Regions from separate parts of the Homo sapiens genome. Here region 1 is linked to region 2. A link is an interaction called in ENCODE POLR2A ChIA-PET data of the cell type or tissue named here. Cell type or tissue: PC-9. All regions are shown on one strand. Each heading gives the region's core, and the rest is flanking DNA. Links, peaks and the distances in the headings are about the cores only.

Evidence for each region. ChIA-PET counts read pairs that join two places held together with the same protein. Peaks named below come from ENCODE experiments on the same cell type or tissue, not always from the same donor. Only the 100,000 strongest peaks of a DNase experiment are listed, where the experiment ranks them.
Region 1: POLR2A ChIA-PET joins it to region 2 with 5 read pairs; 5 of 35 experiments call an interaction of 5 or more read pairs at or near these places.

What each region holds. Positions count from the first base shown.
Region 1 is chr5:142,363,157-142,374,502 of GRCh38, reverse strand. The region is part of intron 3 of SPRY4-AS1 (SPRY4 antisense RNA 1); the gene reads right to left. Among named protein-coding and RNA genes, the nearest start is that of SPRY4-AS1, 44 kb to the right of the region's middle. RefSeq lists enhancers at 9,887-9,936, 10,174-10,895, 10,896-11,346. In PC-9, for the core only: no CTCF peak of the experiment used is centred there; no DNase peak of the experiment used is centred there.
Region 2 is chr5:142,269,071-142,280,416 of GRCh38, reverse strand. No RefSeq gene overlaps it. Among named protein-coding and RNA genes, the nearest start is that of SPRY4-IT1, 44 kb to the left of the region's middle. RefSeq lists enhancers at 1-377, 378-944. In PC-9, for the core only: no CTCF peak of the experiment used is centred there; a DNase peak (open chromatin) is centred at 4,786.

The DNA.
Region 1 (11,346 bases), core at 3,948-6,447, 94 kb before region 2:
TAGCAGATCATTAAGCTGAGTATTGCTAACCCTCCCAGGGTAGGAACAGCTCCCAGTAAAACTCCAGTAGCAAGTACCCCCCACCAAGGTCCTGACACCTCATCAGAAGTTGTATCACCATATGAACACATCCTACAGGGCCCAATCCTGAAGGATGTGGTGGGGAAGAAGGAAGGTTTAAAATGTATATAGTTAGATGCTCGCCTGTGAAAAATGCTTCCCGTTATTAGACATGAAAAATAGGTGAAGAGTCAATCAAAATGGAAGTTCTCGTCTGTCAGAAATATACTCCACTAGGCCAGGCTTGGTGGCTCACACCTGTCATCCCAGCACTTTGGGAAGCCGAGGTGGATGGAATACTTGGGGTCAGGAGTGCAAGACCAGCCTGACTCTGCCTCAATAAATAATAACAATAAAAAAGAAATACACTCTATTAACACGTGCATTTAATTGTAATGCACCTCATATTCTTTTTTTTTTTTTTTTGAGACAGACTCTCGCACCGTCGCCCAGGCTGGAGTGCAGTGGCACGATCTCGGCTCACTGCAACCTCCGCCTCCCGGGTTCACGCCATTCTCCTGCCTCAGCCTCCTGAGTAGCTGGGACTATAGGTGCCTACCACCACGCCCGGCTAATTTTTTGTATTTTTAGTAGAGACGGGGTTTCACCGTGTTAGCCAGGATGGTCTCGATCTCCTGACCTCATGATCCACCTGCCTCAGCCTCCCAAAGTGCTGGGATTACAAGCGTGAGCCACCACGCCTGGCCCACCTTAGATTCTTTTTTCATTTTTGGTGGGAATAACACAAAACTGAATTTACTAAAATTCCTCTGAGAGACACAAACACGTAGTAATACTACAGACAGTGTTTGTGTCTATGAATGTCTTTATTTTTTGCGTCTAGACTATCAATAACTAAAAGCAAATTTTGATCACCCATGCTAGAGAAAAGACTGAATTATCTTTTATTCGCTCTACAGAAAATTATTTTAGAAAATCATTATCATATGAAGAAGTGATCAAAGAGTATGAAGCTGGATAATATAGGAATAAAAAGTGCTACAGAAGTGTGTCAGGCAGTAAATTAAGAAAAAATGTCCTATTATTCTTCTGGAGTGTGTAGTGTTTGAGGTATTTGTTGGCTTTTAAAATGTGTAAACTGGCCCGGACACTTTGGGAAGCTGAGGTGGGAGGAATGCTTGAGCCCAGTAGTTTGAGACCAACCCAGGCAATATAGCAAGGTTCCATTTCTACAAAAGAAAAAAAAAAAAATTTTGTTTTTTGAGACAGTCTCTTGTCGCCCAGGCCAGAGTGCAATGGTGTAATCTCTGCTCATGGCAAACTCCGCCTCCCAGGTTCAAATGATTCTCCTGCCTCAGCCTCTCAAGTAGCTGGAATTACAGGTGTACACAACCACACCTGGCTAAGTTTTGCATTTTTAGTAGAGGCAGGGTCTCACCATGTTGGCCAGGCTCATCTTGAACTCCTGACCTCAGTTGATCTGCCTGCCTCGGCCTCCCAAAGTGCTAGAATTACAAGCATGAGCCACCGGTCCCAGCCAAAAAAAAAAAAAACTTTTAAAAAGAAAAAAAAAAGATAAAATGTGTAAATTGTTAGAGCTCTGTTTCTCACTTGAAATAAATATTCACTTACATTCCTAGTATTTTTTTTTTTTTTGAGACGGAGTCTCGCTCTGTCGCCCAGTGCAGTGGCGTCATCTCGGCTCACTGCAACCTCTGCCTCCAGGGTTCACGCCATTCTCCTGCCTCAGCCTCTCGAGTAGCTGGGACTACAGGCTCCCGCCACCAAGCCCGGCTAATTTTTTATATTTTTAGTAGAAATGGGGTTTCACTGTGTTAGCCAGGATGGTCTCGATCTCCTGACCTCATGATAAGCCCGCCTCGGCCTCCCAAAGTGCTGGGATTACAGGCTTGAGCCACCGCACCCGGCCGAGGATCTAAGTGCATCAGCCTGGGCAACACAGCGAGACTCCGTCTCAAAAAAAAAAAAAAAAAAAAAAACCTCGGATCCTCCCCTCCCCTGCAGTCATCACCTACTCAGCAGTTATGATGTGCCAGGATCTGAGAAGCCCCTCTACATGGATTATTTCATTTAATCCTCAGTCAACCCACTGAGGCAAACTGAGGCCTGGAGCATCTATTCTACACAATAAGTCTCATGCTGCATGGTTGTAGCCAGGATTCAAAATCACACAGTGCCCAGGGCAGAGCCTCACACACAGAATAGGAGCTATTATTACAATTCACTATATGACTTCTCTGAGCCCGTTTCCTTACATTTAAAGCTGAAGGGGTAGAAAGATATTTAAATAATCGTCTGCACAGAAGATATCTGAAAAGATACGCAGAGTATTGGTAATAATGGCTGCTTCCATGGAGGAAACCATGGGGGCGTGATGGTTAATTTTATGTGTCAATTTGACTGGGATAAGGGATGCCCAGATAGCTGGCAAAATACTTTCTGGGTGTGTCTGTGTTTCTAGAAAACATTAGCTTTTTTTTTTTTTTTTTTTTTTTGAGACAGGGTCTCACTCTGTCACCCAGGCCGGAATGCAGTGGTGCAATCACAGCTCATCGCAGCCTTTACTTCCCGGCCTCAACTGATCCTCCCACCTCAGCCTCCTGAGTAGCTGGGAATACAGGCATGCGCCAGCACGCCTGGCTAATTTTTGTATTTTTTGTAAAAATGAGGTTTCGCCATGTTGCCCAGGCTGGTCTCAACCTCCTGGGCTCAAGCGATTCGCCCGCCTCAGCCTCCCAAATTGCTGGGATTACAGGTGTGAGCCACTGTACTGGGGCCAACATCAGCATTTGAATCAGTAGACTGAGTAAAGATCACCCTCACTAGGGTGGACTGGCATCCTCCAATCTGTTGAGGACCTGCATGGAATAAAAACGCAGAGGACGAGTTAATTCTCTCTTCTGGAGCTGTGACATCCATCTTCTCCTGCCCTTAGACATCTGCACTCCTGGTTTTGGGGTCTTCAGACTTAGACTGGGACTTACACCATTGCTCTGTGTTCCTCCAGCCTTTGGTCTTGGAAAGGAACTCCACCACCGGCTTTCCTGATTCTCCGGCTTACAGATGGCAGAATGTGGGACTTCTCCGCTTCCATGTCATGAACCAATCCCTCATAATAAATTTCTTTCTATGCATATTTTTTTTTTTGAGACAAAGTCTCACTCTGTCACCCAGGCTAAACCACAGTGGTGTGATCTCGGCTCACTACAACCTCTGCCTCCTGGGTTCAAGCCATTCTCCTGCCTCAGCCTCCCGAGTAGCTGGGACTACAGATGTGCACCACCATGCCCGGCTAATTTTTGTAGAGATGGGATTTCACCATGTTGGCCAGGATCATCTCGAACTCTTGACCTCAGGTGATCTGCCCGTCTCAGCCTCCCAAAGTGCTGGGATTACAGGTGTGAGCCACCAAACCCAGCCTCTCTCTATATCTTATTGGTTCTGTTTCTCTGTAGAACCCTAAATAATACAGGGTAGGAGGGAGACATATCCCTCTTGTACCTTCAGATTTTTAAACAAGTTAATAATTAAAGGTACTTGGCACTATGCCAGGCACATGTTAGCTATTGTTATTATTAGTTGTTTTTATTGTCAGTTAATTAAATCAATTAACTCTAAAACTAACAAGGTAGGACCTAATGTTTTGTGTTTGTTTTGGATAATAGTCCCTAACACTTATCAGTGCCAGGGCTGTCATGAACTAATGCTTCTAAAACTTCCTGCATCTCTACGAGGTAAGTACTGGTCTCATCCCCATTTTGCAAATACAGAATCAGAGGCACAGATATATTAAATAACATACCTTTGGTCACACTGCCAATGTGGCACAGGCCAGGATTAACACCCAGGCTGGGTGACTCTAAAGCCCAAATACAGAGTGGCCTCACTAGCCCACCTCCCCTGTATGTTAGGAGGTCCCAGCATTTTTTCACCCTTAATGTGTGCACCTCCAATGAACTTCGTACATAGCAGGACAGTCACCAGGGAGCCCAGAGTGTGAAGCAGGGAAACGCTGTCACTGCAGATGTGATTGCAGCAGGATAGCCCTACTGGGCTCACTGACCAGCCAGAAATTAAGAGGGAAGGGAGGTAAGGAGGGAAGTGGGAAGTAAGTAAAATATGTGAAGGCCGGGCGTGGTGGTTCATGCCTGTAATCCCAGCACTTTGGGAGGCTGATGTGGGAGGATCACAAAGCCAAGAATTTGAGACCAGCCTGGGTAACATTGATAGACCCCATCTCTAAATAAAAAAAAAAAATTTTAATTAGTGGTGCACAGTGATAAGTGCCTGTAGTCTCAACTACTGGGGAGGCTAAGATGGGAGGATTGCTTAAGCCTGGGAGCTTGACGCTGGCTACAGCGAACGGGGATCACGCTACTGCACTCCAGCCTGGGTGACAGAGCAAGACCCTATCTCAAAAAAAAAAAAGGTCTTGTCACTTCATAGCTGTGACCTTGAACACATCACTTGACCTCTTTTTTTTTTTTTTTTTTTGAGACAGAGTCTTCGCTCCGTCACCCAGGCTGGAGTGCAGTGGCACAATCTCGGCTCACTGCAAGCTCCGCCTCCCGGGTTCACACCATACTCCTGCCTCAGCCTCCCAAGTAAGCTACTTAGGACTACAGGTGCCCACCACCACACCCAGCTAATTTTTTGTATTTTTTAGTAGAGACGAGGTTTCACCGTGTTAGCCAGGACGGTCTCAATCTCCTGACCTCGTGATCCTCCTGCCTCGGCCTCCCAAAGTGCTGGGATTACAGGCGTGAGCCACCGCGCCTGCCCCACTTGACCTCTTTGATTCACAGTTTCCTTATCTATGAAGTAAGGCTTAAGAACTAATCACTGTTTCTGTAAAATAAAGGATTCTCCACCCCCACCTTAGATAGCAAGTACCTTGAAGAGGACAAATGTGACATTCAAGGTGCCTTTTTTTTTCTTTTTTTTTTGAAATGGCGTTTTGATCTTGTTGCCTAGGCTGGAGTGCAGTGGCGCCATCTCGGCTCACCAGAACCTGCGTCTCCCAGGTTCAAGCTATTGTACTGCCTCAGCCTCCCAAGTAGCTGGGACTACAGGCATGCGCCACCATGCCTGGCTAATTTTTGTATTTTTAGTAGAGACGGGGTTTCACTATGTTGGCCAGGCTGGTCTTGAACTCCTGACCTCGTGATCTGCCTGCCTCGGCCTCCCAAAGTGCTGGGATTATAGGCATGAACCACCACGCCCGGCCTTCAACTTGTCTTCTTAACAGGGTGCTTTATTCCAAAGAAGGGGCTAATTTAAGGCAAACCGAGTAGTGCAAAACGATATGTGTTATGGGTCATCCAGACCTGCATTTGAATCCTACCTTTGCTACTAATATTAAGGAACCTCTCAGAGCTTGGTCATTACTGTTAATATAAAAATAACTAGGGCCAGGCACAGGAGTTCGAGACCAGCCTGTGCCAACATGCGAAACCCCATCTCTACTAAAAATACCAAAATTAGCCAGGCATGGTGGTGCACGCCTGTAGTCCCAGCTACTGGGAGACTGAGGCACGAGAATCATTTGAACCCAGGAGGCAGAGGTTGCAGTGAGCCAAGATCACACCACTGCACTCCAGCCTAGGCAACAGTGTGAGACACTTACTCAAAAAGAAAAAAAAAAAAAATTAGCCAGGTGTGGTGACATGCTTGTAATTCTACCTACCTGGGAGGCAGAGGTGGAAGCAGTGCTTGACCTCAGGAATTTGAGACTATAGTGAGCTAGGATCACGCCACTGCACTGCATCCTGGGCAACAGAGCAAGACCCTGTGTCAAAGTAACAGCAGACTAGGTCCACAACAGACTATTCAGAAGTTCAAAGAATTTTGCAAATATGCAAAGATAACACCACCAATTTGTATTTTCAGGGACTCACTCCTTTTCTGGTTGTTCCAGGAAAGGTTTTATAAGCCTCCTTTTTAATTTTTTTCATTGTGGATATGGAAGTGGTTCCATTAGCCAAGATATATGAATTTTTAACAACTCCCTCCCCCAAAAAATGATCCATTCACATAAATGAATCTTAGTCTTCATTTTATATTGATAAGCTGCAGGGCTGACACAATGTTTTTTTCTTTTAAAACTGTTTTGTCATTCTGAGAACGCGATGCTTTTTGCAAACACCCTTTTGAGGGAGTCAGGTCTTTCCACTGTGACAGAAAAATGTGCCGTGTCCAAAAGTGTGTTTTGAGCAGCACGGCATTCCTCCAGGCAAAGAGGCGGAGCAATTTCTTTAAATCTTGAAGATTTGAAGGAGAAGCTTCATCCACCATCTCTGTCTTGGGCCAAAAAGACAAAAACCCACCCTCTACCAGGGAAGTTTTTAGGAAACAAGCTCTGGTTTTCTCTGCAAACGATTCTGTCTTTCTTTAGAAAGAGTTCAGCTATGTGGGACTAACCCTATTGTAACATCTGTATTCAATCTGCATCTGCACAGAAAAGTTTGCTTAGGGAGCATCTCCAGGTACAGGGAGAAATGGGCTGGATGACATAAACCAGAGGGAGAGAGACAAACCAGGAAGCAGAACACCAGCACTCTGTTCTTCACCTTACCACTTCCAAGCTGTGCTTTGGCATGTCTCTTGACCTCCCTGAGACTCAGTTTCCTTATCTGGAAAACAGAGATAAAAACACCTTTCCTGTCCACTGCAAGAGAGTTGTTCCTTCCCTCCCACCTTTAGCCAAGCAGAGAACTGCTGCCACTCTGACCCAGCTGTGACCCAATTTGCACACATATAATAATGACCAAGTAGTGCAGGGGTTGCAAACTCAAGTGTCTGATGCAAAAATGAATGAATGACATGTAGCCGATACTGTCGGTGCCTCACCCAGAACCCTCTGCCAGTTGTCAGCCCCTCTGAACATCAGTGTAATTCCAACAGCCCAAACCTTAGACCTCCTATGCTGTGTCCCTTTACTACCACTACCAGGTAGTCAGTAGACCTTAGCCAATGACCTTGCCTCAGGCCAAGACAACTCTGGAGTTCCCTGTAGGCTCAGGCTGAAGCTACCCTCCAAGGGCCTTTGCATGAAATTGCACCTTTGCTTGGTTTCTTCCCCTTTCCAGTCCCAATTCCCTCACTCCCTTGTCAGCTTCTGCTGTTTCAGGGTCTGCCCTTGGGTAACCCAGCCTAAGATAAAAGACCTGGGAGTTGGCCGGGCGTGGTGACTCATGCCTATAATCCCAGCACTTTGGGAGGCCGAGGCAGGCGGATCACAAGGTCAGGAGTTCGAGACCAGCCTGGCCAATATGGTGAAACCCCATCTCTACTAAAAATACAAAAATTAGCCAGGTGTGGTGGCACACGCCTGTATTCCTAGCTACTCAGGAGGCTGAGGCAGGAGAATCGCTTGAACCCGGAGGGAGAGGTTGCAGTGAGCTGAGACCACACCACTGTACTCTAGCCTGGGCAACAGAGTAAGACTCTGTCTCAAAAAAAAAAAAAAAAAAAAAAAAAAGACCTGGTAGTTCATGCCACATCTAAAGGGGGCAGCTGCTGCTCAGCTCCAGCCTATCCAACCACGTGAAGATGCAGGTGCAATGTTTCCAGACATTCTGATGTTTCAAGAGAGTCTAGAGATTTTTTTTTTTTTTTTTTTTTTTTGAGATGGAGTCTTGCTCTGTCGCCCAGGCTGGAGTGCAGTGCCGCGATATTGGCTCACTGCAACCTCTGCCTCCCGGGTTCACGTGATTCTCCTGCCTCAGCCTCCTGAGTAGCTGGGACTACAGCCGCCCGCCACCACGCCCAGCTAATTTTTTGTATTTTTAGTAGAGACAGGGTTTCACCATGTTAGCCAGGATGGTCTCGATCCCCTGACCTCATGATCTGCCTGCCTTGGCCTCCCAAAGTGCTGGGATTACAGGCATGAGCCACAGTGCCTGGCCAAAACTGCCAATTTTTAAGTGCTGGCCATTTAATTTTTTAAAACTTCACACTATGGAGACCAAATTAAACACATCTGTGGATCAAGTCCAGCAATTTCTAAGTACCAAGTGCCTAATATGTATTTAATACGCTGGCCCCAAGTTCTTTGCATGTGTCATCTCATATAATCCTCACAACATATCCTGTGAGACAGACATTATCCCCATTTTACAGAAAAAGAAACTGAGACAAAAGAGAGGTTAAGTAACTTGCATAAGTTCATATTGCCAGGAAGTAGCAGAACTGATTTTCAAACCAAGCTTTGTCTGACTGTAAAGACTGTGCTCTGAACCACTGAGCGGCTCTGCCTTCCCTTCTATATTTAAGCAACTCCCCGGAGGGGAATCAGAAACTTAGGTGAATAAGTCACCCAACATGTGGGTTGAGGAGAGGGGCAAGAGGGGAGGAGAAAAGCCTTAAGCATAATGTGCGTTAGAGCATTGTCCATAACTGTGACAAACCGAGGACAGTGCAAATGCCCAGGAGGAGAAAATGGTTACACAAATAATGGTTCACGGAATTCTGTGCTCTCATTTTAAACAATAAGTACGAAAACTATAAAGGAAAATATCTATAATACAATACTGAGTGAAAAACACAGACAAAATCATACTGACCACAAAGTTGGCAGGTTTTGGATGGAATCAGACCTGGGTTTGAATCCCAGCTCTGCCAACTGTGACTATAGGACCCCTCAGAGCCTCCGCTTCTCCAACAGAGTAATTGGGATAATAATTCCTCCCTTCTAGAGTTATTGCAAGGATTCGGTGAAAAATATGTAAAAGGTTTTAGCACAACCCAGGCCCATGGTGAAAGAACTCACACCATGTGCAGATGTGTGTAGGAGCAGGGATAAAGACGAGAAGAGACCCCAGGCAAATGGGCAGGGTCATTTAAGACACTGAAACATTATAAGAATTTCAATTTTTTCATCTAAGGTTGTTACAATATCTCAACAAAGTATACAAACATAAATGAGGGCTTTGAACTAGAGTTATACAATTAAATAAGTTTCCTCTAATTGACAACCCTGCCCTTCTCACTCATCCTGGGAGGTGCTGTGCTTACAAGTATGAGGTCAGCTCTTGGGACAATTTACACAGAAATCAGAAATTATGAGCCTCTGTAGCTTCTCCTCCCCAAGCGCATGCAACTCTTTAGCCCTGCCTATTACCTGTTTTCTTAAGGAAATCTTCCATAAAGGCCGGGCGCGGTGGCTCACACCTGTAATCCCAGCACTTTGGGAGGCCGAGGCAGGTGGATCACAAGGTCAGGAGTTCGGGACCAGCCTGGCCAAGATGGTGAAACCCCGTCTCCACTAAAAATACAAAAATTAGCCAGGCGTGGTGGCAGGCACCTGTAATCCCAGCTACTCGAGAGGCTGAGGCAGGGAAATTGCTTTAACCCAGGAGGCAGAGGTTGCACTGAGCCGAGATCGTGCCACTGCCCTCTAGCCTGGGTGACATAGCAAGACTCCATCTCAAAAAAAAAAAAAAAAAGGAATCTTCCACACAAAACCAGGGCAGGAAGCATCGAGGAAGGAAGGCTGAGGATGAAGGGCAAAGTCGAAATGCAAAAACACCGTAATTAACGTTTTGTTTAGAGGCGCTTTCAGAGATTTTGAACCTTAGTCTCAGAACCATTAGACACCCTTCAGCAAACCACAGGGCTGTCCACCAGGGTGTCAGCCCCAGTTCCTTCATTCACTGTGAAACGTGCACCTCGCCTACGGGTTCTCCCTGCTTGGGTTCTGGAAGCAGGCTACGGCAGGCCCTGTGCAGTGGGCGGGGTGTGTTCAGTCAGAGGCAGATGACCGGGGCGGGGCTTGTTTCGAGACAGTTATCGGTGGAGACAGGCTCAATTATTTTCATTATATGGAGTCAACAGAGACAGGAGGCATAATGGGTCTCAGTCAGAGAGGCAAAGGTTAAGGTAAGGGAAACAGGGGGAACCAAGGGGGGCCCTCCCAGGCCCACCGTGACCACTGAACCATGATGCCAGGGAGGGTGAGTGAAAACGGGAAGATGTCGGGTGTTTGTCTGGTCCTGCTCTGCTGGATCCAGCATGAACCCCTGGAGAGCCAAGACGGCATTTCCTGTGTGAGTGACTCTAAAAGCTTCCAGACAAGGCAGGTGTGCTGGCTCACGCCTATAATCCCAGCACTTTGGGAGGCCGAGGCTGGTGGATTGCTTGAGCCTAGGAGTTTGAGACCAACCTGAGCAACATGATGAAACACTGTCTCTACTAAAAATAGAAAAATTAGCTGGGCATGATGATGCGTGCCCGTAGTCCCGGCTACTTAGGAGGCCGAGGTGGGAGAATCGCTTCAGCATGGGAGGTGGAAGTTGCAGTGGGCCAAGATCATGCCACTGCTCTCTAGCCTGGGTGACAGAGCGAGACCCTGTCTCAAAATAAATAAATAAAAATAAAAGCTTCAGGTGGACAGAGCTTCATCAGGACCTCATCTGAATGGTCCAGCATTAGAGGGCAGAGTACCCTAAGCCCTCTTCTCTTGCCTTCCCACCCCTTTATCCTTTTCCTCTCCATAAATAACAACCAATGTTATAAGGGTTTGCTGCGTGCAAGGCACGGTGCTGAATACCTGGCACATATCTTTTTTTTTTTTTAAGACAGGGTCTCGCACTGTTGCCCAGGCTGGAGTACAGTGGCATCACAGTTCACTGCAGCCATGACCTCCCTGGCTCAAGCCATCCTCCTGCCTCGGCTTCCTGATTAGCTAGGACTACATGCACACACAACCACACCCAGCTGATTTTTGTATTTTTTGTAGAGACAGGGATCTCTCTATGTTGTCCAGGCTGGTCTTGAACTCCTAGGATCAAGCAACCTGAACATACGTTATTTCACTCTCTCATTAAACCTGTCAGGCACTGTGATGATCCCATTTAACCAATGAAGAAATTGAGACTCAGAAAGGGTTATAGGACTTGCCCAAGCCAGTAAGGGGCAGAATCAGCAAACCAAGGTCCATTGGGCCTACAGCCCAAGCTCTCCACTACAAGTTTCCTCTTTTCTTTTTTTTTTTTTTTTTTGAGGCGGAGTCTCGCTGTCTCCCAGGCTGGACTGCAGTGGCCTGATCTCGGCTCACTGCTAGCTCCGCCTCCCGGGTTCACGCCATTCTCCTGCCTCAGCCTCCTGAATAGCTGGGACTACAGGCGCCCGCCACCACGCCCGGCTAATTTTTTTTTTGTATTTTTAGTAGGGACGGGGTTTCACCGTGTTAGCCAGGATGATCTTGATCTCCTGACCTCATGATCCGCCCGCCTCAGCCTCCCAAAGTGCTGAGATTACAGGTGTGAGCCACCGTGCCCAGCCCCTTCTTTTTTCTTTCTACTG
Region 2 (11,346 bases), core at 3,574-6,073:
TCATGACATCAGAACCGCTGACATCTCTACTCCCACCAAACTGGTTCAGTGCTTCTGAGAGGGCCTCAGGCTGGCCCTGCTTGGAGGAAAGCTCCAATTAGAGGGTGCGTTCCAGATAGCCCGTGGGAAGGCCGGCTGGGCAGGCTCACAGTGGTCAGTGCTGCCATCAATCACTCAGCAGGCGGTGTGTTTGGCAACGCTGGCCTTTGCTTTGTGGCTGACTAGTGACTAGCCGTGTGACCCTAGGCAAGTGACTTCATCTCTCTGGGTCTCAATTTCCTCTGCTATGAAATGGAGCTGATAATGGATGCTACTGCCTAAGATCTCTGAGAATTAAATGCTTGCCAACTTTAGGATAGAGACCCAAATACCCAACCCACCTGGGAAGCCCTGCAGGCCCTGGCCCTGCCTGCCTGCCCGTCACTGCGGGCTGCTCTCCCTCCTGCTTGCCCCTCCAGCTGCTTGGGCCTATCTCAGGTCCTCAGCACTCAGCCATTCCACTCGGCCCCCAGAATATGAGCTTCCTGGGAAATCTCTTCCCCTCAGTAACTCCTGCCTAGACCCCTGCCCCTCTTTGAATCAGGCCCCTGCTCTAACCTCTTGGAATACCCTCTTTTCCCCTCCACAGCTCTTGGGCATGGTCCATCTTTGGACATTGGTTTAGGTAATTTTGTGTTCAGGGTTAGCTCCTCTGGCTACACTGTGAGCTCCTGGAAGACAGAGGCTCTTGTCTTATTCACTGTGTAGCCTCAGTGCCCAGTATATAGCTGGTGCTCAATAAATCTTGGCTCAATGAAAAAAAATAAAATGAGATGGTGCAGGCAAAATACCAGGCACAGCTCAGTACCATTCACAGCCACAGCCGCTTTGGCTGCTGGTGTGAGGCTGCTGATCCAAGACCCTCCAGGGGAGAAGATGATAGAGACAGGCTGCTCCCTGCAAGCTGAAAAAGATGAGCCAGGAAGACAAGGTTGACATCAACAGGGAATAGTCAGGGGCAATATTGAATTAAATATTCCACTGCAGGGTGTAATTGCTTCAGAAGCTCAGAGAAAAAGGAGCTAATGAGTGCAGAGAAAAAGTATATCAGAAAAAATAGAACTAAAGCCAAAAGAAAAGTGGCATTGGACTAGCAAAGGAGAGTGGGGTAGAATTCAGGTAGGAGGAAAATCATCCTTCAACTAGCTACCATTTACCGTTAGTACTAGCAGTACTTATCATCAGAGTCGTCATTGAGCCAATATTCAATTCCGCATTTACAATGGGGCCAGGTATTTTACCAAGCCTTTTTTAGAACTATTTTGTTTGACCTTTGAAACATCCCTAAGAAAGTTCTTTCATTATCACTATTTTAGAGGTAAGGAAGTGAAGGCTCAGAAAGTGTTCTGTAATTTTCCCAAGAGCATATCACTAGTAAGCAGGAAATCTGAGATTCACACATAGACCACTTCCAGACTGAGGGGCCAGGTGAAAGCTGGGACAGCCAGGCAGCAGCACTTACAATGAATGGGACAGCAAGCCTGGAACCATATGGCAGTGAAGCTGGAATGAGGATGATGCAATGAATGCTGGCTTAGGGGTGGCATGGCTGGTCCATTCTAGTACAGAATGGGTGGGAAGGGGCAGGGACAAGGAGCAGTATTTCAGAGTTGACAGTCTGAGCCCATGGGCTGGGGTGGCCATGCGGGCCATGAAGTGAAAGAGATGGATGGATGCAGGGGATATTTTATTTCTTTCTTTTTCCCTTTTTTTTTTTTTTTATTTGAGACACAGTGTCACTCTGTTGCCCAGGCTGGAGTGCAGTGGCATGATCTAGGCTCACTGCAACCTCCTCCTCCAGGGTTCAAGCAATTCTCCTGCCTCAGCCTCCCAGTAGCTGGAATTACAGGTACATGCTGCCACGCCCAGCCAATTTTTGTATTTTTAGTAGAGACGGGGTTTCACCATGTTGGCCAGGCTGGTCTTTCAAGATCTGCCTGACCTCAAGTGATCCACCCGTATCAGCCTCCCAAAGTGCTGGGATTGCAGGCATGAGCCACTATGCCCGGCCTGCAGGGGATATTTTAAGGAAGAAATAGAGCCAGAGACCTGACTGGCTGTATGTGGGAGCAGGAGGGAGGATTTAAAGGCTATCATTTAAAGAGAACTCTGGAGTTTTAAGTCAAAGCATAATGTGAGTTCATCCCCCATCCTCTCAACAGTACTTGAGGAATTTCTTTTGACAGTCTTCCTCAGAACTTAGGAACCACCTGTTTTTCCCCACTCCCTAGTATTTTAAAGGTATCCTCCCCTGAGTCCAGTGGTGTACTGGTGCTGGCTCATAAGAGCCAACTGCACACATCTTGTCCCAACTCCATTGTTCAGCAACATCATGTTGGTTGTTTGAAATCAGCCATGGAGGGGTGGAAATCCGCAAATGCCGCGGATCAGTGCTTTTATTTTCCTGTAGAGCTGGTTGTTAAACATTTACCAGCACATGTCTGCCTGGATCCAACTTAAATTTCTCCCACTGCACATCAGGAATTTTTCCCTTCCTGCTGTGAATGAAGAACAAAGAGGGAGGATGAATAGATTCAAGAAAGGTTGCAATGGAGTCCCCTGTCAGGAAGCTCACCTCTTGAGCTAAAGTTAGTTACAATAACTACCATTCCCTAAAGACCAGCTTTGTGCCAGAATCTGAACTAGAACTCCACTTGTGTCATCTAATTCAATCATCTCATCAGTGATAGGGATGTATGAGGAGTAGGTCCTATGGTCAAACCCCTCTTACAGATGAAACTGAGGCTCAGAGAGGTTAAATCACTTGCCCAAGGTCACTCAGGCAGCAAATGACAGAGTTGGGGTTCAATCCAGGAAGGTCTGTCCCCAGATCCCTTGCACTTGACATGTAGGCAGTTTCTTTTCAGGAGACCTTTACAGCCTTCTACCCGGATCAGTCTTGACTAGTCCTCTTCTTAGCAGTACTGACCACCCACCTTGCCTAGTCAGTTGGGATCCTCACTAGGATCAGAAAACAACTCTGACTGGTTTAGCAGAAAAAGGATTTGTTTAGGGGTTACAAGGTAGCCCACAGAATTGCTAGAAAAGTAAAGAATTAAACTTGGAAAACAAGCAAGAATCAAGGGAAATGGACCCCAGTCCCCACCTGGTGAGGATACCAGTGTCATCACAACACCACTGGATGCTGGCACCAGCTTTGCTTCTGTTGACAGCTGCTCATGGCTGCCACTACCCAGGATGAATTCTCTTTTCCTGCTTCTCTGCATCACCAGTCCTAGGCCCTGAGTCCCAGTGGCAGCATCAATCACTTGGCCTCATCATAACCTCCAGAAGGGAAGGATGGGCTTCTATAGTGAGAAGTAGGTCCTTCCATCAGGATTCTTACAGTGGAGAGATCCCCAAGCATCTATGGGGGTTCAGTTGCCAGGGAGCTTCCAAGAGCTCTGTTGCTTGCACACACTGGTTTTCCCTAAACCCTTGGCCACTTACACATAGTCAGCTTGTTTGTGTTTCTTTGACCTGCTTGCAGACATTCAGAATATCACCCACGTACAGGTATGTGGCTCATGCCTGTAATCCCAGCACTTTGGGTGGCCCAGGTGGGAGGATCACTTGAGCCCAGGGGTTTGAAACCAGCCTGGGCAACATAGTGAGACCCCATCGCTACAAAAAAATTAAAAATTAGCTAGGTGTGGTGGCGCACAACTGCGATCCCAGCTATTCGGGAGGCTGAGGTGGGAGGATTTCTTGAGCTGAGACGTTTGAGGCTGCAGTGAGTTTTGATCAAGCCACTGCACTCCAGACTGGGCAACAGAGTGAGACCCTATGTCAAAAAAAAGAAATGTCACTCAGGACTTTTCTTATTCTGTTCTATATATATATATATATATATATATATATTATATATGTTATATATAATTTATATAATATATAATTTATATATAATTTATATATTCTATATATAAATTATATATAATATATATTATATATAATTTATATAATATATTATATATATTTATATAGAACAGAATAATATATATTATATATAATATATATTATATATAATTATATATAATATATAATATATATTATATATAATATATATATTATTTAATATAATATATAATATATATAATATATAATCTATTATATATTATATATATAATATATATCTATATCTATATATATATTATTTTATTTTATTTTTTTTCTTTGGAGACAGAGTTTTGCTCTTGTTGCCCAGCCTGGAGTGCAATGGCGCCATCTCGGCTCATCGCAACCTCCACCTCCTGGGTTCAAGCGATTCTCCTACCTCAGCCTCCCGAGTAGCTGGGATTACAGGCATGTGCCACCATGCCCGGCTAATTTTTGTATTTTTAGTAGATACAGGGTTTCTCCATATTGGTCAGGCTGGTCTCAAACTCCCAACCTCAGGTGATCTGCCTGCCTCGGCCTCCCAGAGTGTTGGGATTACAGGCGTGAGCCACCGCGGCCAGCTATATTTCTTTCTTCACCATGTTAGGATATATTCAGTTACAAATGTGTAAGACTCATAAACCACTGAGCAACATGTCTGCCCCAGCCAAGGACTTTATTTCTGCCCCAGCCAAGGACTGATCCTGATGCCACAGCCAGGTGCAGTTCCTCCCTGAGGTTTACATGGGGCAGTGCCAGCTGTTGGTAGCCAGTTAGGTTATCTGAGGTATCGTCTGCCTTCCCAGGAATCTCTGTGGGCTGAGTGCCCTCAGCTGTACTTCCAATCTAAAGGTGATGGAGTGAGTCATTAAGGTAGGTGTGGGACTGGGGCTACCGATACTAGCTTTGTTCAACAATGCTCCTCTGTTGAAAATTCTTTTTCATTTAGCGTGACTCACTCTATTTATTTATATTTATTTATTTTAATAGGGACCATTGCAATGGGGTCTTGCAGTGAGGGAGAAAGAGTGGACTCAATTCCCTCACTCTTTTTTTTCTTTCTTTTTTTTGTTTTTTTTGAGATGGAGTCTCTCTCTGTCACCCAGGCTGGAGTGCAGTGGCGAGATCTCAGCTCACTGCAACCTCCAACTCCCGGGTTCAGGTGATTCTCCTGCCTCAGCCTCCTGAGTAGCTGGGATTAAAGGCCTCCACCACCATGCCCGGCTAATTTTTGTATTATTAGTAGAGACAGCGTTTCACCATATTGGCCAGGCTGGTCTCGAACACCTGACTTCCAGTGATCTGCTAACCTCGGCCTCCCAAAGTGCTGGGATTACAGGCATGAGTGACTGTGCCCAGCCTCACTGTCTTTTTAGAAAGAGTGCCTGGTCTCCTTTGGGTCTCTGGGCCTTCGTGGCACAGGTTCCATAGCAAAATATTATAATAATGACAATAAACAGAGGGGAGAGAGAAAGGAAGACAAAACTTATAAAGATGAATGGCTCAAATGTATTAAAAATATAATCTGGCCAGGCGCGGTGGCTCATGCCTGTAATCTCAGCACTTTGGGAAGCCGAGGCGGGCAGATCACGAGGTCAGGAGATTGAGACCATCCTGGCTAACACAGTGAAACCCCATCTCTACTAAAAATACAAAAAATTAGCTGGGCGTTGTGGCAGGCACCTGTAGTCCCAGCTGCTCAGGAGGCTGAGGCAGGAGAATGGCATGAACCCAGGAGGCGGAGCTTGCAGTGGGCCGAGATTGCACCACTGCACTCCAGCCTGGGCAACAGAGAGAGACTCCGTATCAAAAATAAATAAATAAATAAATAAAATAATAATCTTCAGTCAACCTCAAAGTCACCCAAGCCAGGCCTGCATTTCAGGAGGTTGCAGATATTATATTATCCCAAGTACATCATTATCCTTAGAGCATCTTTGCCTCTAGATTGATTTGTTTAGAGAATGTGTGGCACAAAGTCCTCAGTGACATCTGGGCTATGTTTCCTAGAAAGGTTTTGTCGGAAACCTACCAACCTACCACATGCCCCCATCCTTTTAAAAATTAATAGACTTATTTATTGAGTTATTTACTGAGTTATTGAGTTGAGACAGGGTCTCACCTTGTTGCCCAGGCTGAAGTGCAGTGGTGTGATCACAGCTCACTGCAGCCTCAACCTCCCAGGCTCAAGTGATCCTCCCACCTCAGCCTCCCAGATAGCTGGGACTACGGGCGCATGCCACTATACCCAGCTAATTTTTCAAATTTGTGTAGAGGTGAGGTCTTACTATGTTGCCAGGGCTGGGACTTTATTTTTTACAGCAGTTTTGGATTTACAGAAAACTTAAGCAGAAAGTACAGAGTTTCCATATAAGCTTTTTTCTCTCTCTCACAGTTTCCTCCATTATTAACCTCTTGCATTAGTGCAGTGTATGTGTTACAATTGATGAGCCCATATTCATAAATTATTACTTACCAAAGTCCATAGTTTACATTAGGCTTCACTCTGTGTTGCACCTTCTATGACTTTTGACAAATGTGTAAGGACTTGGATCCACCATTACAGTATCATACAGAATCTTTCCACTGCCCTAAAAATCCCGTGCATTCCTCTTATTCATCCTTCCTTCCCTCCCCAGTAAACTCTGGCAACCACTGACTGATCTTGTACTGTTTCCATAGCTTTTCCTTTTCCAGAATGTCATATAGTTAGAAACATATAGTAGGCAGCTTTTTCAGATTGACTTCTTTCACTTATCAATATATATTTAAGTTTCCTCTGTGTCTTTTCATGGCTTGATAGCTCATTTCTTTTTAGCTCTGAATAGTATTACATTGTGGACGAACCACAGTTTGTCTATTCACCTGTTTAAAGACATCTTGGTTGCTTCCAAGCTTTGGCAATTATAAATAAATCTGCTATAAATATTCCTGTTCAGGTTTTTGTACAGAAATCAGTTTTTAACTCCTTTGGGTAAATACTAAAGAGTGCAATTGATCATATGGTAAGAGTAGGTTTAGTTATGTAAGAAACCGCCACGCTGTCTTCCAAGGGGGCTGTATCATTTTGCATTCCCAGCAGCAATGAATGAAAGTTCCTGTTACTCTGCATCCTTATCAGCATTTGGTGCTGTTGGTGCCTTTAGAGGTACCCAGGGCGTCTCCTAGAAATTTTTTTTTTTTTTTTTTTGATACAGGGTCTCACTCTGTCTCCCAGGTTGGAATGCAATGGCACAATCTTGGCTCACTGCAACCTCTGCCTCCTGGGTTCAAACAATCCTCCTGCCTCAGCCTCTTGAGTAGCTGGGACTATAAGCATATGCCACCATGTCTGGCTATTTTTTGTATTTTTAGTAGAGATGAGGTTTCACCATGTTGCCCAGGCTGGTCTCAAACTCCTGAGCACAAGCGATCTGCCTGCCTTGGCCTCCCAAAGTGCTGGGATTACAGGTGTGAACCCACCGTGCCCAGCCCTAGAAAGGTTTTATCTTGCAATCAACCTACCCATACCCTCATCCTGTTTTTTATTTTAAAAAATTATTGTTTTTAAGTGTATTAGTCTGTTCTCACACTGCTAATAAAGACATACCTGAGTCTGGGTAACTTATAAAGGAAAGAAGTTTAATGGACTCACAGTTCCACATGGCTGGGGAGGCCTCACAACCATGGTGGAAGGCAGAGGAGGAGGAAAGTCACGTCTTACATGGCGGCAGGCAAGAGAACTTGTGCAGGCGAACTCCCATTTATAAAACCATTAGATCTCACAAGACTTATTCCCTACCATGAGAACAGTATGGGGGAAAACGCCCCCATGATTCAATTATCTCCACCTGGCCCTGCCCTTGACATGTGGGGATTACTACGATTCAAGGTGAGATTTGGGTGGGGACACAGTCAAACCATATCATTAAGTCTTTAAATTCAGGAGTAATTTGTTACACAGCATGAGGTAACTCATATAGGAGCCCTAAGCCACCACCAACTTTAAGGTATGGGAGTCAGCCATGTCAAACCCTCCAGTCTCAGTCAAGCTTTCAGATGACTGCAGCCCTCACTAATATGTGACTGCAATCACATAAGAGAACGAAAACATTCCTGGACCACAGAAACCATTTATTTCCTAGACTTCATCATGACTATCCAATGGAAGTTCAGGACTATCTTTGATTCTTCTCACTTAGCAGAACTAGGGAGGAAAAAAGGGAGCAACTCTGTGTTCTAATCCTGGCTTAGTTGCTTGTTAGCCACCCATCAATAAACAAGAACCTTTACTTTCTAGGGCTTCAGTTTCCTGAGTAATAAAATACTCTCTCCCTCTCCCTCTTTTTAAATTGTCATTATTATAATATTTTGCTATAGAGCCTGTGCCATGAAGGCCTAGAGACCCAAAGGAGACCAGCTGCTCACTCTCTGTCTCTTTCTCTTTCTTTCTTTTCTTTTCTTTTTTTTCACAGGGTCTTACTTTGTCACTCAGGCTGGAGTGCAGTGGCACAATCACAGCTCACTGCAGCTTCAACCTCCCAGGCTCAAGCTATGCTCCCACCTTAGCCTCCTGAGTAACTGGAACTACAGGCATGAGCCACCACACCCAGCCAATTTTTTATATTTGTAGAGATGGAGTCTCACTGTGTTGCCCAGGCTGGTCTCAAACTCCAGGGCCCAAGCAATCCTCCTGCCTTGGCCTCCGAAAGTGCTGGGATTATAGACCTGAGCCACTGCACCCAGCCCAGGTACTCTTTCTAAAAAGACAGAGTAAGGAAGTTGAGTCCTCTCTTTCTCCCCCACTGCAAGACCCCATTGCAGTGGTCTCTATTAAAAAATAAAAATAAGACAGAGTGATGCTCAGTGGAAAGGAATTTTCAACAGAGAAGCATTGTGGCAGTGCCTTGCAAAGTGTTACTTATCGAACAAATTTCAAGTGTCATGTTAATGGAGGGGACCAGCAGTGAAAATTTCAAAGTGATGTCTATCTGACTTTGGACCATTTTATCAGATTTCTTCTCCATAGCAGAGTTATTGTTGAATTGCATTTGGGGTATTCTTAAGCTAAGACTGTAGGCACACCTCTAATGGCCTGATGGGAGAGGTCAGCCAAAAATTAAAATTCGCAGCATAATCCACAATGTACCTAATCCACTTGAACATAACTATCCTCAACAAAACATTTATATAATTATTAACCATGCAGACTGCTCCATCCTTCCTTCCCTCCACTTCTTTCTTTCTTCCTTTCCCCTTTCCTGTCCCTTTTAGAGATGGAGTCTTGCTCTGTTCCTCAGGCTGAAGTGCAGTGGTGCTTATTGCAGACTTGAACTCCTGGGCTCAAGCGATCCTCCTGCCTCAGCCTCACAAGTAACTGGGACTATAGGTACATGCCACCATGCTGGGCTAATTTTAAAAAATTTTGTTTTGTAGAGACAGGGTCTCACTATGTTGCACAGGCTGATATGAAACTCCTGACCTCAAATGATTCTTCTGCCTTGGCCTCCCAATGCTTTGGGATTACAAGCAGGAGCCACCATACCTAGCCTGGTTCTACCTTAGAACAGTAAAAACTAAAATAATAACCATAGTGATTACAATTTTTGGGGCACTTACTATGTGCTGAGCACTGTGCTGAGTACTTTACATTCCATTATCTCAATTAATCCTCTCCCAATCCCATGGTTAAATATTATCCCTCTTTAACTGATTTAGAAAAGATTTTGATTTCCAGGTAAAGATGGAGGATTGAATACACATAACTGTGTTTGTACACATCTAAAACTCCACTAAAAGAGTAAATTGATTACATCTGTGTGGTATAGCAAAGAAAGAGTAATTTTTATTTTTTGAGACAGAGTCTCACTCTTGTCGCCCAGGCTGGAGTGCAGTGGCATGATCTTGGCTCACTGCAACCTCCACCTCCCGGGTTCAAGTGATTCTCCTGCCTCAGCCTCCTGAGTAGCTTGGATTACAGGCGCCTGCCACCATGCCCAGCTAATTTTTGGACTTTTAGTAGAGACGGGGTTTCACCATGTTGGCCAGGCTAGTCTTGAACTCCTGACCTCAGGTGATCTGCCCGTCTCAGCCTCCCAGAGTGCTGGGATTACAGGCATGAGCCATCGCACCCAGCCTAAATTTATTTTTTTTTAAGAGCCAAAGAATGTCTAGCACATATTATGGGCTCATAAATATTTATAGAATAAAGCAATGAATGAAGAAATTAATAAGCTTACAAAGTAAATAAAATAGACATTGAGATAACACTGACAAAAATTTGGAAGCAGGGATAAATATCAACTGACTTTGCAGACTTCAGAAAGTTGACTCCTAAGTCAGGTGTGGAGAAAGCCAAGGGGCAGCCAGATTATACATCCCCCAAAGGCTCAGGAATAGGGAGCACTGGTTAACTCCTAAAGTAGGGGTAGAGTGGAGCTAAAAGCAGGGTGCTGGTTAAAACTTGGTTTAAGAAGCTGTTAAAGCCAGGCATGGTGGCTCACGCCTGTAATCTCAGCACACTGGGAGGCCAAGGCAGGCGAATCACCTGAGGTCAGGAGTTCGAGACCAGCCTGGCCAACATGGTGAAACCCCATCTCTACTAAAAATACAAAAAAAGAAATTAGCCAGGAATGGTGGTGCACACCTGTAATCCCAGCTACTCGAGAGGCTAAGGCAGGAGAATTGCTTGAACTCAGGGGGCAGAGGTTGCAGTAAGCCCAGATTGTGCCACTAGACTCCAGCCTGGGCGACCGGGCGAGACTCCATCTCAAAAAAAAAAAAAAGCTGTTAAAGCCCAGATCCCCTCCCCCACTTCAGGAGTGACTCCCCATGTCCTTGCCTCAGTAGAAGATTTAGGTTTCTTTTGAGAAGAGGGTAGAATGGGAAGACTCTGGGCTGGAGAGAAATCTACAGCTGAAGGTAAAGGCACCACGGAAAAACATGGATTAAGCAACGTTGACATACTGAATGCTAAGACACAACCCCAGCTTCAACAGCTTCTTTCCTGCCTTGGTTCCCAGAAAGCTGGCAGCCAGTCTTGTACTCTCCTGGTAGTGCTGTAGGAGTTATTAAGAAATTATTTTAGGCAGATAGAGAGGAAAAGGGGTCCTTGGGAAGTTTTCGTTTTTAAAGCAGCTCTTGGAGCCAGGCCGGCACATTTGATATGCAAATGAAGGCCATTAGAAACTGGGTCCACCCAAACACGGCAATTCTCTTTGCCTTCTTGCCCTTGCCCCATATGTTCCTGGCAACATGGTTACCCCCACATATCCCCACGTGTGTAGAACATCATGGCGCCCTGCATTTGCATATTAAAAGGCTAGGGTGAAAAGGTCAGCTTTTACGTGAATGACATGCCTGCTCAAACCAATTCCTTAAGCCCTATGCAGGCCTGGAGCGGTGGCTCACGCCTGTAATCCTATCACTTTGGGAGGCTGAGGTGGGCGGATT